3 separate regions of the Homo sapiens genome follow, and all the other regions are linked to region 3. A link is a loop called in an ENCODE intact Hi-C map of the cell type or tissue named here. Cell type or tissue: PC-9. All regions are shown on one strand. Region 1 overlaps LOC101928362 (a long non-coding RNA gene). Region 2 overlaps DERA (deoxyribose-phosphate aldolase). Region 3 overlaps MGST1 (microsomal glutathione S-transferase 1).

Region 1 (2,500 bases), 190 kb after region 3:
AAGAATTAGCTAAGTATCTGTAGTGCTTTCCTTTTAAGAAGGTTCCACTTTCCAAGGCTTTGGGATTTTTTTTCCTTTTTAGGTGAGGCATTCACTAGCTATGTATAATTCTTCCTTTGGGACAATTGCAAAGGGGGAGCTGATGTCGTTAAATAATTTTTATTAACTCTGAATAGATATTAAAATATATTGTAAGTAACACTAAATCCTTCTATTTCTATTGTAACTAAACCACAGATCTTTTGAAGTTATAAAATCCTTATTTAACTTTTAATTGCCTCCCAAATTCTTAAGAAATTTGACAGTTATTCTGTAACCACTGTGTCCTAGGTTCTTTCATATAAAAAATATAATTTAAGTTTCCCAAGAAATCTGAGGAAAGCACTATATCACCCCATTTTACAGACAAGGGCCCAAGGTTCAGAGACACAAAGCGTACTTGTCACATGTCATGAAACAAGTAATAGAAATGAGATTCAAATCCTGGTCTTAACTCTTAAGTCCAGTGTTCAGTCAATTGTTGCACGGCTATAACTGATCAGGTACAATTGCTGAGAATAAAGGAGTGATCAAAATTCACACCTTTCACCATGCTAAAGAATACCATATACATTTTATCCTTCATTCCCAGGAAGTAGTTTCTCATGTATGTTGTAAAGTTGTCATGCTCATTCTCCCATGTTCTCACCTTTTCCAACTCATTCTTGTTTCACCTCTGATGATTACAGCAGAAGTATCCTCAGAGCTACTCCCCTTTTAGAGCTTTTTAGGGAAAAACAAAAAAAGCAATTGGAGAGGATTACAGAAGTAAATCTGCAATGACACAGAATGACATGAGCCAAATAATTCTTCTCACTGAACTCAGTCTCTTAAGTTACCCATTTCTAATCAGTCCTGCTATTGCCAGGGACAAACAATCCTGCCAAGCACACCCAGAACTCTTGCAGGATGTTTCTGAAGGTTCCCTGGAAAATGCATTGTTTTTATAACTGCCAGTTAAGTGATGCCTTAGCTGCATTTGAGGAAGAGTGGGGACATCCAGTGGCCATGTGGGTTGATAACAACGGAATTATTGGTACAAAGATACGTTGTGGTTTTGATAGAGACTCCTATATTGCAAAAGGCCTTAAAAGATTTCTGGTTTTAATAATTTTTAAAATTATTATACATGGGACACTTTGGTAACCAGTGCACCTTCATCTAGAGTTCAGTTGGCAGGTATAGCTCCCCAAATAATCTAATTTGTGGACACCTGGGTCACAGTCTACTGCTCAAAATTATCTACCACATCAAACCAAGTACAAGGTAATGTTAATTTCTTCCCCCACCCCCTCATCAAAAAAATCTGATCATAACAGGCTGTTTACATGGCTCATTTACATGGATGACCTTCTGGCCTCAGGCGCAAAGAATACATCACTATTGAAAGAAGTCTTATTTTTGTCAATATAAAGAAAAATGAAAAAGTTTCAGAGGGTGAAGAGGTCACATTGACTGGCTAGCACAATTTGGGAACTGAAATCTTTCAGGGAGGAAAGAATACAAGTGTCTTTTAGTCTCCCTAGAACAATGTTATTGAAAGATATTTGGTGGTCCTCTGATATGAGATGAAATACTTAGTCAATATAAAACAGTATATAAATGCTATTCCCCCGGAATGTAATTTAATTGTTATGCCTGTGATTTTTCCCCACTATACGGGAAATTTTAAAACTATTCTAAACCCAATATTCAGATTCTTATGTGAATAGGTCGGGTAAAGGACAAGCAGAACAGGTTAAGAACAAGGGAATATAAATTGATCTATCTGCTTTCCAAGTGACTTAACTCAGGGGCAGCCTCCTCAAATAAGTTGTGAGTAGAGGTATCTAGCTTTAAGGCTTTCTCAGTTTTGGTCCTTCCCCTTGCTCTCTGCAACACCTCACTGCAGAACCTAATAGTCTTGCCCTGGACACCATTCTCTAACTTTCCTTACCCTTCCCATTAATTATCAAAATTTAGCATCATATACAATCACAGTATTGTAGCAACACCTTGCTTGCAGTGAGGTGTTCCTAATCAAAAAGGAAATTAGTGAATCTTTAGAAATTAAAGGGTAAAGAACAGATGCTGGTTCCACAGGGTTATTGCACCAGAGGAATTTCTCCCTAATAGAAGACCATGCCTTATCACCTGAAAATAACTTGCAATGTTGGAATTTCAGGTATAATGGCAGGTGTTCAAGCAGTCTCTCAGAGTTTTGCAAATCCCACCATGTATAAATCAGCTATAAATAAAACCAATCCCAATTCTTATCCCATTAAAAGTAATCAGTAGAAATCTGCACCCTGGCATTCCATAAATCCCTAGATTTTTTCTTGAAAACAATATTTTGAGATTCAGACACAGTACCTAACCCTACTGTCACACTAACCTTGAATACAAAGTTCATGGTGACAGTTTACCACTTAATAATCCTTCTAGAATATATTTACTTTAAGTTCTGCCATCTCTGTTGCAA
Region 2 (2,500 bases), 390 kb after region 3:
CTCCGAAAGAAGGTTTCTACCTTACATTTTACCTCCCGCTCTGGGATCTGGGATGAGATTATCATTTTTAAAAGTTTCCAAGTTTTTTGGTGTTTTTTCAATTTAATCCAATTCCATTTTTAAAACAATATTCATATTTCACAACTCAGTCTGATGAATTTTATTTTACCTTTTCAACCAGAATATTTCTAAGGATGAGCAAAACGTGAACTATCACTCTCAAGGATTCAATCACAGTATTCTGTCTCACTTGTGAAATGAACTCTGAATTCCCTTTAATCCTACACAGCACGTCTTTGGTTGGGATACACTGAAGAAAATGCTGACCGCAAGTACTCTACGAAACATCATTTTTGGAATTTTGAAAAATGATTTATAGAAAGTAATAGTAAGGTAAATATGATGGTCAAGAAAGGTCAACTCTTATACCTAAGGGCCTCAACAGTGGACACATCAAGTTTAGATGTTAGGGCTTTAAAATTAAAACAGAAGACAACCAAAGAAGGCATGTCTAAAAAACTGAATAAATGTGTTGAGAAAATATGCCATTTAATTCACTCATGAATAAAGATGCCTCAAATTCATTTGCGGTTTTGCCACTCAAGAGTGATAAGATTTTAACTTGTTTGGATAAATGTGTTATCTTTCTCCAACCCATCATCATCATATATGAATTATTAAAATAAGTCATGGACAGCTGCAATCTTTTAAGTTTAGATGCATCTTGAGTGAAATTCAATATTGTGGCCTTGAGGGAAGAGACCATGCATTGTAAAATACAGGCACAGAATGCTCAAGAAGAACCCTTACCTGCCACTCCTTTTTCACGGTTCTGCGAGCCTGGATTTGTTCCGCACGCCTCAGAACTGCCGGGTGATTCACTTGTATTTTGGAGATCCAGCTAAGGTCTAAAACAGACAGAAAAACACTTTCTGAAACCTAAAGTTTCATTAAATATAGTCACCTATTTTTACATGGTCCTTGAAAGGATACATTTATCATTTGACATCAACCTTTTTTTAAAGCTTATATTTCTTTTTTGTACAACTATAAATAAACAACCTTATTGATGGAAGACCAGTCAACAAAAGGCATACTTCATGCAAAATCACTCCATTACTTTCAAAGGCAAAAACCACAATTGCTTCTGTACCAGCCTATACATTTGGAACTGGAAGAACCTGTATTGATTCATCACACAGACATGTCTAACGACGTGGGAAATGTGTGTTACCCATGCCACGTACCTCACCTCTGAGAGCAAAGACTTACTGGTGAGTGTCCAGCCCAGGAGAGCAAATGATTAACAAATCTTAAGTGAACTAATGGTGGGGCTTACAGAATCTGTGCTCACTACCCGCTTACTGGCAAGATTAATACCTACTGCATGCTGACAGGATACAGCCCATTCTTTCTTCAAAGAAAAATTTTTCAAAATGTATTAGAAATAACAACATTGACTGATATAACAGAAGTTAGAAAAAAAGAAAAAACAAATTATTTAAAGTTTCAGGAGCTATCTCTGTTGCTTTTGTTCTGAAATGCTCTCTCCTACCTTGATCTACTCTCTCTTCTCTTCCAGTTAACTGTAATTTCTACCTTCAGACCTAGTCTAAATATTAGCTGTTGTGAAAACACTGTCAGCTCCCCAGACAGAGCTAACATTTGGATAGATCTCTACCACAGAACTTGTAATCAATTCATCAAGGATTCCTGGTGAAACCATTCGTTGTACTTAGTACATTGTCAGCCATGATGTTACTCATCTTTGGGTGTCTAACATCCAACAGTGTTTGGTACACATATTTCAACTTCATCCACCAATATCCTATAAACATAGGTGGCCTCACGGTAAATCGGACATGAACATTATTTACCTTCTATAACTAACCTCACTTCTATATCTCTCCAGCAATTCCATGTTTTTAAAAGAGCCTTAAAAGAGTACTGTGGAAAAAAAGTTATCCATTAGAAAAAATGCACTAATTACAAAACTCTTTATAATGCAATGAGGAAAACTGCTAATCACATACTGTATCATGTAACAATACAAATTGAAGTATTTGCATCTAAACTAATGTTTACAGATGACATTCTTTCTCTCACTCATTTTCATTTCATTCTTCTTAAAAGTATCAGTATTAAAGGTATAGAGATTGCAAGGTGGACTCTGAGTGATTAATAATGATCTTATTTAAATTTCACTGAAGAAGGAAGAGAGTTTGGGTGCTTCTTTTTCTCTCTAATTATTTTGTTAGCTGAAATCATTTAACAAACCAGATTTTTAACATTTCAATCCATCTGCTCCTGCTCCTCAAAGATATTGTATGTTTTCTTGCTTGTTTGCTGAGCCAACTTCACAGAGAAAATGGGAGTCTGGGGTCAGGCCGATGAAATCTGCCTCTGCTTTCCCACTCAAGGGCTGTTTTTGTTCTAGCAGAGCCCGAGAAAATCAGACCAGACACTCTAGACTTCGTCCCAATTTATCTAAGACCTGTAA
Region 3 (2,500 bases):
ATTCTGCTTAATTCTAATTCAATTGACATTAAGTGAATGCCTACTCTGTGGCTGGCACAAGTAGGCACCCCTTATATCTGTCATCTTCTTTCTTTTTCCAGTTATGTGGTGAGGTATTAAAATTCCCATTTTGCAGATAAAGAAATCAAAGCTACCTAAGTAACCCCTATTTTTGTTTCCTTTTCTTTTCTTTTTTTGAGATGGAGTCTCACTCTGTCGCCCAGGCTGCAGTGCAGTGGTGCAATCTTGGCTCACTGCAACCTCTGCCTCCTGGGTTCAAGCCATTCTCCTGCCTCAGCCTCCCGAGTAGCTGGGATTACAGGTGCCCGCCACCACACCTGGCTAATTTTTGTATTTTTAGTAAAGACGGGGTTTCACCATATTTGTCAGGCTGGTCTTAAACTCCTGACCTCAGGTGATCCACCCGCCTCAGCCTCCCAAACTGCTAGGATTACAGGCATGAGCCACCATGCCTGGCCCCCCTATTTTTGTTTTCTTAGGCTAAAAATATACAGCTTGGATTTAGGCAAACAGAAACTACATGCGCAAGGTTTTTAAAAAATCCCCTAGATAGCAAATTAATCAACCTCCATAAGTCTCTAGTCTTGAAAGCACAGTATGTTAGATTAGCTCTCAGTGCAATATAATATTTTTGGTAACATTTAATGTGTCTGCTTGTTCTAGTATTGAAGGGGTGAAAGTCATGAATAAACTGCACTATCCTTCAGAGTGTAGGTAAAGTAATTAGCTTAAGAAAGGATCCCTAAGTCCCAGGCCTCTGTACAAAGATGTGAAGAAATACAGCAAGCGTGTGAAGTTTTTTAAAATTAAGGTAAGTTTATCAAATAGAAAGTTGCTACTTAACAATAATTTTAAAACTAAAACATTCTCTATAGGCCTCTACTAATGTTCCCAGAATGAAATTTATGTATTGATGGAACAAAAGTCCAGAGAACTTTTTTTTCCCCCTCATTGAAAATCAGTATTGAAAGAGTAGAGAAAAAAATGGCAGCCTCCCAGGACTGTTGGTAGGAAAGTACACAAAGAAGTCAGTGGCTGGGAAAAAGGGCAATGGGAGGCCTTTTCTTTAAAAATGAACAACACACTGTGCACTTCACACAGAGTTTCTCAATCACGAAGAATGTGGCTTAACTCCTCAAGTCTGTGGGTTTGGGAGACTGGCCAGCACCAAGCATCTGACACACACCTGATGAGTCAATGAACCATCTCTCCAGGGTAACATCTTCCCCTTCACAGGTACCCAAGAGCCAGGTAATGAGCAGTTAAGGTAAGAACATTAAGAAATAGTAGTTGTTTATAGCATGGATTAAGGCAATGCTGTTGTAAACTTTTTTTCCCCCAAAGCTGATTTATCAATCAATTGCCACGAGTTTGCTGCACAAAACTGCAGCCATTATCATGGTTGGCTCTGCAGCCACAACAAAATTACTGAAAGCCTTTTACCAGGAAAGGTTGTCAGGAGGGAGAAGAGTGGTCCTGTATAATAATAAATAACAGGATGAAATGTTAAGTGGTTTGAGGATTCAAGGAATGAAGGAGAAATAATCAAAGAAAAGTAAGCAGGGAAAAACACTAATTTGGTTATGAATTATAGAAAATATTTACAATGATCAATCATGTTTGCACAGTGGTTTGTTTGCTCATTATATTCTCCATTCATTGGCCAGCATGGTAATAAGTATCTCAACCTCTCTTGCCAGAGACCAGAGCTCTGTCCCCTAATGTGGAGGTGACTTCTTCATAAGAGGACATGGGGTAGAGTGTCAAGTATTCAAAACTCTGGAACTAGATTGGCATTCGGGTGGATCTCGACCCTGCCACTTAGTAAGTGTAACTTAACTTCTCTGGGACCTCTTCACCTTACCTGTGAAAGGAGTTGAATAAGAACTCCCATTTCACTGGATTCTTGTGAGCCTTAGCTGAATAAAGTTAGAAAAGCGGGGGCCGAGCGCGGTGGCTCATGCCTGTAATCCCAGCACTTTGGGAGCCGGAGGCGGGCAGATCACGAGGTCAGGAGATCGAGACCATCCTGGCTAACATGGTGAAACCCCGTCTCTATTAAAAATACAAAAAATTAGCTGGGCGTGGTGGCAGGTGCCTGTAGTCCCAGCTACTCGGGAGGCTGAGGCAGGAGAATGGCGTGAACCCGGGAAGCGGAGTTTGCAGTGAGCTGAGATCGTGCCACTGCACTCCAGCCTGGGTGACAGTGCGAGACCCCGTCTCAAAAAAAAAAAAAAAAAAAGAAGCTCTGGGACCTGTTAAATGCTGTGTGTTTGGTAAATAAAAAACTTCCGACTTTGGCGCTGTTCTAGGCACTGAGGATTTTAGAATTTTCAAAAAGCTTTTGCATATTTTATCTCGCTTGACCCGAAAAATCCTGAGGTAGAGCAAATAATATTTTTTTCTACCTTTAGTATGTAAGGAAATTAAGGCCCAGAAAAGTAGTGAGTAATATGACCCAAATTCACAGTGGAGAGAC

The links. A loop is a pair of places that touch in the nucleus more often than their neighbours do. Peaks named below come from ENCODE experiments on the same cell type or tissue, not always from the same donor. Only the 100,000 strongest peaks of a DNase experiment are listed, where the experiment ranks them.
Region 1: a loop joins it to region 3, with 3 times the contacts of the local background. A loop is called at or near these places in 16 of 110 quality-filtered maps.
Region 2: it touches region 3 in a loop (12-fold over the local background); 2 of 110 quality-filtered maps call a loop at or near these places.

The regions. Positions count from the first base shown.
Region 1 is chr12:16,164,157-16,166,656 of GRCh38, reverse strand. The region is part of intron 1 of LOC101928362 (a long non-coding RNA gene); the gene reads right to left. Among named protein-coding and RNA genes, the nearest start is that of SLC15A5, 110 kb to the left of the region's middle. In PC-9, a CTCF peak has its summit at 1,037; no DNase peak of the experiment used is centred here.
Region 2 is chr12:15,955,344-15,957,843 of GRCh38, reverse strand. It overlaps DERA (deoxyribose-phosphate aldolase), which reads right to left. Exons shown (of 9, transcript NM_015954.4): 2 at 811-908. Among named protein-coding and RNA genes, the nearest start is that of DERA, 45 kb to the right of the region's middle. In PC-9, no CTCF peak of the experiment used is centred here; DNase peaks (open chromatin) are centred at 825 and 1,213; H3K4me3 peaks cover 889 bases; H3K27ac peaks cover 2,500 bases.
Region 3 is chr12:16,349,507-16,352,006 of GRCh38, reverse strand. The region is part of intron 1 of MGST1 (microsomal glutathione S-transferase 1); the gene reads right to left. Among named protein-coding and RNA genes, the nearest start is that of MGST1, 3.1 kb to the right of the region's middle. RefSeq lists an enhancer at 2,483-2,500. In PC-9, no CTCF peak of the experiment used is centred here; a DNase peak (open chromatin) is centred at 1,146; H3K4me3 peaks cover 2,313 bases; H3K27ac peaks cover 2,406 bases.